2 separate regions of the Homo sapiens genome follow, and region 2 is linked to region 1. Evidence: chromatin loops called from intact Hi-C (ENCODE). Cell type or tissue: endothelial cell of umbilical vein. All regions are shown on one strand.

The links. A loop is a pair of places that touch in the nucleus more often than their neighbours do. Peaks named below come from ENCODE experiments on the same cell type or tissue, not always from the same donor. Only the 100,000 strongest peaks of a DNase experiment are listed, where the experiment ranks them.
Region 2: a loop joins it to region 1, with 4 times the contacts of the local background. A loop is called at or near these places in 2 of 110 quality-filtered maps.

The regions. Positions count from the first base shown.
Region 1 is chr6:126,802,212-126,807,211 of GRCh38, forward strand. No RefSeq gene overlaps it. Among named protein-coding and RNA genes, the nearest start is that of RSPO3, 310 kb to the right of the region's middle. In endothelial cell of umbilical vein, a CTCF peak has its summit at 2,209 (motif pointing right); a DNase peak (open chromatin) is centred at 2,220.
Region 2 is chr6:127,050,722-127,055,721 of GRCh38, forward strand. The region is part of intron 5 of LOC105377989 (a long non-coding RNA gene); the gene reads right to left. Among named protein-coding and RNA genes, the nearest start is that of RSPO3, 65 kb to the right of the region's middle. In endothelial cell of umbilical vein, no CTCF peak of the experiment used is centred here; DNase peaks (open chromatin) are centred at 2,790 and 3,300; H3K27ac peaks cover 2,091 bases.

The sequences.
Region 1 (5,000 bases):
ATCATCTACAAACTCAAGAGTGGGTGGTATTAAGGGTTACTGGACCCCCAGGGAATTGCAGCAAAGAATTAACACGGCACATTACCTAAAGTGACTAAGTGTTACCTTCTCGCTCATCAAGCTTTCTTTCCCCTTCCTCCACTGTGCCTCTGACACTAGACCACTATGTTCCCCAGAGTTTCCTTCAACAGTTCTTTAAGGCTCCAAGTTCCCAAGTTTCTTGAGAAAAACTGATTTTCCGTATTCTTTATTTCCTATAATGAATCTGACCAAAACATTCATTAATCATCTGCTTGAACTTCTTATGGGACCACACAGAACATTTCTCCTGATATCTTACCTATAATTTGTCCTCCCGCCATTCTCCAAGGTAATCTACTAATCTGATTTCTCCTAGACCTATTTCTATTTTTGCTTCTACCTTTTTCCTAAGTTCTTTCCTTTGCTAGAGTGACTTTTTCTTCCCAGTTTGTTATCTGCTATACTGACACTATGCAGGGAAACAGGGTCATGCAAAGCAGCAAAATAAAGATTCTAAGATAGGAATCATGTATGGACACAACCTGGGTGATTGGAGAGATGCCAAAAACTGGGCTATGTTGCTGAGACAAAGCTGGGAGAACCCCAGTGCGGACTCAAACCCAGTGAGGAGTCCAGAACTGGAAGATATACAGGTATCAGGATCCTAGATAAAGGTAAGGCAGGAAGTCAAATCAACAGCCACGAGATGTCATACCAAAGCAGCATAGAGACTCGAGTGATGACTGCCTCAGAAAGGAAATCTTGTTGCATATGAGCCAGTCTCAGGCTATGGCCCTACAAGGGTCTGCCAATGTGCATAAATGAGCCACGTTACAGAGCTGGCAAATTGCTTAACGGGACTTAAAATGGTAATGTGGTTCTGTATCCTTGTTCCATACTGCCCTACTTACAAGTATTCCCAACTCATCTAAATGCATAAAACCCACAATCCTGTTTTCACTCAACACCCTGCCAGTAACTGTTGCCTTCCTATCTAAATATGATGGAAATGTGTTATATATTTAAGCTTGTATTATCATTTTCAATATTTCTATATTTCCTGTAGACTTTTCTCTAGTGGGGAAAATATTTTTTTAAAAAGAACTCTTTCGAAACGAATTTTATAGCATGTAGACCAGAGATGGCCAAATAGGTTATATACGCAGAACCACCTCTGGGGATCTCACCTCTGGCAGCCATTATTTTAATCAGGGCACAATTTCCTGCTGAGTCCAGGCTTTACCTCAACCTTCTCAACACAGCTCTCCAGGAAGCAACAACCAATTTGACTATACTGGGAGTGGGGTTGACACATTTACCTTCCTGACCCATCCTTGGCAACAGCTGGGGAAATGAAATGTTCTTGATGGTGATGTTGGCCTAAAGGTTTGGGAGGAAATTGCCCTACTTCTTTACTGAAAGTATAGCCAGATTAACTGCAGAAAGCAAAAATATCATTATAGACATTTTTAGCTTGGCTTTGAAAATGGGCACCATTGCTTCTCTGTAACAGGTACAAAGAACTCAGGTGTGAATGTTTCCAATGAATTGAAGTCTTAGCAAGAAAGTTTCTCGCTCTTTCTCTCTCCCTGTCTAAGTGGGGAAGTATTTAATCCTCTTTGCAAACACAGTCCCAGCTTTCAACCTCACAGGACTGCCTACTGTGTTGAATTACATTCAAAGGTTTATCTGCCATAGACCACTGACCCTAGGGACCGGGCTAAGACTATTCATATTGTCTAGAACTATAGGTCAGATTGAAACCTGCATCTCTGGCAAAAAGCCAACACTTCATTCACCACATCACTCAACTTTTCTCCTCATGTTATGTAATTACAACACAAGTGTCCAGCCTGACATTTCAGTATGAATATTAGTGGGCATAAAAATTCAATCCAGGCATACGACAGACAAAACACTACCAATTTTTACTTTTTAAAATGCAGGGACTGGCATAAAGGAGAGAATAGACCATTACAATTTAGTATACTGACTTAGTAGAGTTAAGTCACTGTAAACCATCAGGAATGGAACACCTGAGCGAGTAAATTTGGAGAGCATGTATGCATATGTGTGCAACTATTATTTGTGTGTGTTAGCAGTGGCTTACAGAGGTTAGTATAGGGGCAGATGGAGGAGGTCCATTCGGTTACAGGGTTTCACATGAATGCCTCATTATTTTGCTACCATATTTTCCTGTAGGTGGCAGCACTAACAAGGCTGGGGTCAGAGAAGAAAGGTTTAGCTTCAGATTCTGAAGAGAAATTTTTAGTAACAAGAGTACAAGAAGAAATTAAAACTTGTGCTTTCCTTTTTAATTAACTATAGATGCTGAAAGTCTTTCAGTAGCCAACATGTTATTCAAATGAACACACACACAGCCATCTCATTTAAAGAAAACAGACCAACACTGGCTAACTTGGCATCATCAGTCGCACTGGAGAGACTTAGAATGTTTCATGTTCTGTGTGTGGGAGAGAACGAACACAGTTTGTTCGGCTTGAAGTATCATTTCTCATAGATAAACATAGAGGAGAAATTTATCCCAGAACTTTTATTTCAGAGAACACTAAAAAAAGTTAGTTATGGCAAAGTTAGTAGCTGGAGTTAGAATCTCAGACCCAGTTTCTGAGGAATCAGCATAATTTCATATGTTATTATTACCTTATTATTCAGTAATTAATAGATTACTAAAATGGTAATGAACATAACAAAATAAAAATTTCAGCCAATAACAAATAAATACCCAGATTTTATAATGAATTTAGTAGATATTTTCAGTTGACATTTTTAAAAAAAGAATACTAAAAGTGTATTGCGAATTTGAGTTTACAAAATTTAATTATTACTAATCATAAAATTATAAATATATGCTCCTAGCTGTGAAATTGATTTAATATTTTACAATCTATTCTCCTGTGCAATCTCTAATTTTAAAAGTCTGTTTTAGGGTTTGTTAGATTTCCTCACATAGACAGTAAGCTCCTGAATAACCACATAAGTTCATCTTGCACAGCAGCAGCGCTATCAGCTTTTGAACACTCACTATGTAAAATTCACTTTATCCTAATCCTCCCAACAAATGGAAGGGATGGTACTGCTTTCTTCATCTTTCACACTGAAAAAGCTAAAGACTAGGAAAGTTAAGCAACTAGTCCAACTGCATATAAAAACTAAGGTGTGAATTCTGGTGTTTAGAGGCAATACTCATTTTACTTACTCTCATTCCCCTGCTTATTGGTAGTTCCCACTGCCAAAGTAAATTACACATAGTAGGTGCTGAACCAAGCTGATGGATTCTATTATTTTAGGATGCCATTACCCTAAATGATTCTGGTTAATTCAGCAGTTGTCCATTATCTATGCTCAAATTAATGATGTAGTTTTCTATTTATAGGGATGGGGGAAGTAACTACTTCCTTGTCAAATTACCAAAGCACTAATAATATTTTTTTTTAATTGAAAAGAGGCCTTCTAAAAGGAAGGTATAAAATCTGCCATCATCTGCATTGAAAGGTTAAAAAAAATTCCTTTGCAAAATTTATACTCGTATTTTTATTATTAAATTGGTATTGCTTTACTTAATTTGGGGGTCTTTTTTTTCATCTTGTAAATGGGAGTTCTGTATTGCTCAGGATTGTTCAGAGGAATTTGCTTTTCATGTTAGCAGACTAATCACTCTCTGTCCTCCATCAAATAAAGAAATTCCTTGGATTTCCACATGTCACTCTTTCTAGAACAACAACAACAATAAAAACCAGACTATATACTACATATGAGCTATGTTGATATGTATTCAATCTGTAAGAATTTTAGTCTGAATACCCTCAAAGAAAAGCATTTTTGTGGTATTTCTTCTGGAAATCCCTCAAGAACAAGCAATGTGGTAATATTTCTCGTTGAAATACTGCATTTTTCTTCCAGTGGTGGCAGAAGGAAAACATAAGAAAATTTGCTTTCCTAAAAGGCATCTTTTCTCTCTCACAGTGTTTCTGAGGGAAAGCAGTGGAACCTGCTGGTGATAATGCCTATGAAGGGGACTTTGCACTCACAAGCGCTTTTGACCCGTGAGTAATTAACGTACCTTACAAATATTCATCTTCCCAACACCTTTATGGGGTAGGTAAGTTATATACTCAAGGTCTAGTATTCACTGCAATTTTGTGACATTGAGAACAGCTACAGAGCTGTCCACTGTTAAATAAGTCCTGCGCCACAGAAGAAAGTTTATTTTTATTGTTCAGCCAGATGGGGAGCTAACCTACTCTATGGCAAGTGCAGTGAACTATGTGAATTGATTTACACCTCAAAACACCCTTGCAAAAATTTATTGTTATCTCCATCTTACACAGGGGTCAAAAAGTTCAATATACTCAAATTCAGATGCTTCTTTGAGAGAAAGCTGTATGTCTCCCTGTATGCCTGTATGTATGTATGGCTCTGAAAATTGTGTGTTTCCATAATATCACACTATCTCTTTGACTGTACATTGTCCTGTATTGAAACCAGAGAGCTTCTCTAACACATCTTGGACATCCTTGTGCTGGTGCTCCTCACTACTGCTTTCTGCTACTTGGCCAGACTAGGGCATCTCTCTCATCTGTTCTGTTAGGCAAGATGATTTAAATTATTCAGAACAAGAGTAGGAAGGCAACTTTATTATTCTGTGCACACTTTTATGAAATGTATCCCATTTTAGGGTTGAAATTCAATGTATCCCACTACAATTCTTTTCATGGATTATGAGTACTTTAAAACAAAGAACAATATCTTAATTGATTCAAACCTGCAAAATTTAACACCATGTCTGGCACATACCGGGTAGTCAGAAGAGATCTGAAAAGCTAACAAAATCAAGTCTTTTTACTATTTGATATCCTGACTTCATTTACTTTTTACCTACACAATGACATTTCCAAGATTATTTAAGGTAGGCAAATTTTGGAATTTTTACAATAATTATAAAGCCACTTTTCAAC
Region 2 (5,000 bases), 250 kb after region 1:
GATTCAGAAAAAGCTTTTGACAAAATCCAATCTCCTTTCATGATGAAACCCTCAACAAACTAGGCATTGAGGGAATATATATCAAAATAATAAGAGCCATTTATGACACACCCACAGGCAACATCATGGTGAATGGGCAAAAGCTGGAACCCGTGACAACTGGAACAAGACAAAAATGCTCACTTACCACTCTTTGTAAAGTTTCAGGATAAAAACTCAATGTAAAATAATCAATAGCAATTCTATACATCAATAACATTCAAGCTGAGAGCAAAATCAAGAAGGCAATCCCATTTACCATAAACACACACACACACACACACACACACACACACTTAGGAATACATCTAACCAAAAAGGTAAAAGATCTCTACAAGGAGAACTACAAAACACTACTGAAAGAAATCATAGATTACACAAACAGTTGGAAAAACATTCCATGCTCCTCTTGGATTGGCAGAATCAGTATCATTAAAATGACCATGATACTCAAAGTAATCTACAGAATCAACATAATTCCTATGAAACTACAAATGTCATTTTTCACAGAATTAGAAAAAAAGATTCTAAAATTCATACGGGACCACAGAGGATTCCAAATAGCCAAAGCAATCCTAAGCAAAAAGAACAAAGCTAGAGACATCATATTACCTGTCTTCAAACTACACTTTAAGCCTACAGTAGCCAAACAGCATGGTACTGGTACAAAAATAGACACATAGACTAATGGAACAGAATAGAGAACCCAGAAGCAAAGCTACACACCTATGGCTATCTGATCTTTGAAAAGGATGACAAATATAAGCAATGGAGAAAGGACTCACTTTTCAAAAAATAATGCTGTGATCGCTGGCTAGCCATATACAGAAGAATGAATCTGGATCTCTACCTTTCACCATATACAAAAATTAACTCAAGAAGGATTAAAGATTTAAATGTAAGACTTCAAGCTACAAGAATCCTAGAAGATAACCTAAGAAAAACCATTCTGGACATCAGTCTTGGGAAAGAATTTATGACTAAGTTCTCAAAAGCAATTGCAACAAAAAACAAAAATTGCCAAATGGGATCTAATTAAACTAAAGAGCTTCTGCATACCAAAAGGAACTATCAACAGAGTAAACAGACAATGTACAGAATGGGAGAAAATATTCACAAACTATGCATATGACAAAGGTCTACTATCCAGGAACTTACACAACTGAACAAGCAAAAACCAAATAACCCCATTAAAAAATTGGCAAAAGACATAAATTAACACTTCTCAAAATAAGACATACAAGCTACAAGTGGCCAGCAAACATGAAAAGAATGCTCCACATCACCAACCATCAGAGAAATGAAAATCAAAACCACAGTGAGATACCATCTCACAGTAGTCAGAATGGCTTTTATTGAAATGTCAAAAAACAAAAGATGCTTGCAAGGCTGCAAAGAAACAGGAATGCATATAAACTGCTGGTGGGAATGTAAATTAGTTCAGCCTCTGTGGAAAGAAGTTTGGAAATTTCTCAAGGAACTTAAAACAAAACTACCATTCAACCCAGCAATCCTACTACTGAATATATATCCAAAAGAAAATAAATTATTCTACCAAAAAGACACACACTTGTATGTTCATTACTGAGCTATTCACAATAGCAAAGATATGGAATCAACCTAGGTGCTCATCAATGGTGGATTAAAGACAATGTGGTACATATATATCAGAGAACACTATGCAGCCATGAAAAGGAATTAAATCATATCCTTTGCAGCAACATGGTTGCAGCTGGAGAGCATTATCCTAAGTGAATTAACACAAGAACAGAAAAGCAAATGCCACATGTTCTCACTTACAAGTGGAAGGCAAACATTGGGTACTCATGGACATAAAGATGGCAGCTATAGACACTGGGGACTACTAATGAGAGGAGAGAAGGAGAGGGGTAAGGGTTGGAAAACTAATTATTGGGTATTATGCTAACTATCTGGGTGATGGGATCAGTTGTACCCCAAACTTCAGCATCATGCAATATACCCATGAAACAAACTGACAAATTGTACCTTCTGAATCTAAAGTAAAAGTTTAAATGATTTAAAAAAACAGAAAATGCAGAAAGAGGGAAAAGAAACCTTTCAGTATTCAGAATAGATGTACTCAACTATTTGGGGGGACCACAGTGCTTTTTTTGGAGAAATATGTTTAAGTCACTATTTTATAAAAACTTTATCAAGTTTGGTTGCACAGTTCCTGCTTCCTAGCAAAATACATGAAAGCAGATAAATACTAAAGAAAGAAACAATAAAACTATACAGTTTGGTACATGAGCCCTAGCTTGTAGCAGTGGATGACTGTTTAGCATAAAGACAAATATTCCTCAAGGATTTTAGAGAATCTCAATGTATCACACTAGGCAATATTCATAAAGAGGATCATGCTTAGATTTGAAGCACAAGAAGGATTGGACATATCATTGTTGGCTTGGAGGAGAGGGCTAAGTGTCAAAGAATGTGGGTAGCCTCTAGTAGCTGAGTGTGGCCACTGGCTTACAGTCAGCAAGAAACAGAAACTGTAGTCCTATAACTACTTGGAATTATATTCTGCAAGCAATAATGAACATGAAGGGCAGTATTTCCTCAGAACCTCAGACAATAACTCAGACCAGTAACACCTTGATTTTGATACCCTGTATAAATACCTTTTAACACCCTAATTAGGGAATCTGGCCAGGCCATGCCAGACTTCTGACCTACAGAACTGTGAGCTAAGAAATGGATGTTGTTTTAAGCAACTGTGTTTGTAGTAGCTTGTAAAGTAGCAATAGAGAACTAATGTAACGCTGCTTTACATTCCCATGTGAACTTTTAAATTGGTTTGTCAATTTCTACAAAAAAAATCTACTAAATTTTTGAATGAAATTGTGGATAATCAAAAGATACGTTTGGAAAAGAATTGCCACCTTAACAATATTGAATCTTCTGACTCATCAACAGGAAATAGCTCTTCATTTATGTCAGCCTTCTTTACTTCCTCTCAATAATATTTTGTAGTTTCAAGAAACTTACTAGTCCTTGACATCATTTGTCAGATTTATCCAAAGTATTCCATATTTAGTTTTAATTTTAAATGATATTTTAAAATTTCATTTTCTAATTACTCATTGCTAGAATATAAAAATACAACTGATTCTGTATATTGATCTTATATTCTGTAGCCTTGATAAACTCACTTAGTTCTACAAGCATTTTTGTAGATTCTGTCAGATTTACTGCATAGACAATTATGTCAACTGAAAATAATGACAGGCATATTTCTGCCCTTCCAATCTGAAGGCCTTGTTTTGTTTTGTTTTGTTTTGCTTTGCCTGAAGGTACCAGATATAACCTCTACTATAGTTGAATAGAAGTGGTAAGAACAGACGCTTTTTTTGTTTGTTTGTTTCTTATCTTAGGCAAAAAGGATTCAGTATTTCACCATTAAGTATAATGTTAGCTGTAGGCTTTTTGAAAATTATCTTTATTAGGTTAAAGTAGTTTACTTCAATCCCAAGTTTCTGAGTGTTTTATGAGGAATGAATGTTGACTTTGTCAAATGCTTTTTCTGCATCTTTTGACTTGATTCTTTTTTCTCTTTTAGGCTTGTTCATGTGGTGAATCATTTTATCACAAATTAATTAAAACCTGAGGCTTGCTCTCAAACTGTAGTATTATTTTAGAGTCTTCAAAACTAAGATATAATACACTTGTATTAGAATCTCCTTTTCAGTTACAATTTCCTCAGGGAATTTAAAGACATGCTTACAAGCTCTTCTTTAGGCTCCATTAAGACCTTCTGAGTGTTTGCCACCCTGGCAAAGTGGCAATGGTGGGTGGGAGGCTATAGAAGTAACCAGTAGAGATAATGGAGAATGGTACTATTTTGAGTGTCATCTTCCTTAAGTTTTAAAGCACTGTTATTGAATAAAACCAAAGATATAATGCTAATAAGATTCAAAATGAAGTTTGTGAAATAGGCAAAATAATTGAAATCATTTAACGTATAATATGTTTAATATCATCACACGGTGCAGAATCATGTGCCGAGGTTTGGTTTCTCTGAAATGGATAAATGTTTTGATGCTGAATATGAGATTTTTAAAAGGAATGATCACAGAGTGCAAGCTGCTTTATGACTGACTTTGTTTTTCTGATGTGGTCTTGAGCAGTAAACTAACTATATATTGAAAATGTGAAACAAATCATCTTCCAGCATGGAAAATCGCACACAGCAGTTATCATTGGCAGAGAAATGAATAAAAGATAAAATTAATTCAATGATATATTTTAACAGCCTCCTCCTCCAAATCAACAAATATAATGTGGTTTAAAAATTGAAATTGGCATTGTGGAATTTAGGTAGGTTTTTTTTGTTTGTTTGTTTTTGTTGTTTTGTTTTGTTTTTGTTTTTGAGACAGAGTCTTGCTCTGTCATCCAGGCTGGAGTGCAGTGGTACAATCGACTCACCACAACCTCCGCCTCCCAGGTTAAGCAATTCTCATGCCTCAGCCTCTCGAGCAGCTGGAATTACAGGTACATGCCACCATGCCCGGCTAATTTTTGTAGTTTCAGTAGAGACGGGGCTTCACCATGTTGCCCAGGTTGGTCCTGAACTCCTCGCCTCAAGTGATCCACCAACCTGGGCCTCTCAAGGTGCCAGGATTACAGGTGTGAGCCACCACACCTGGCTGGAATTCGGGTAGTTTTTATTCTAGTATCAATAATTATTTTTCGTTTAAACAGTACATATCTAAGTCCACCCTAGAATCCATTTGATTAAGTTTGCCTTAGTTGTTATGTGTTTGAGGGAGTTCCAATGAAGTCTTCGTAGACTGTTCATACTTTATCTGTTCTCTTCAATCACAACAGACTGAATTTTTGTTACACATGAAGCTGCCAGTCTATTCTATCTGAAATGCATCTGTATTAGTTAGGGTTCTCTAAATGGACAGAACTTAATAGGATATATGTGTATATGAAGG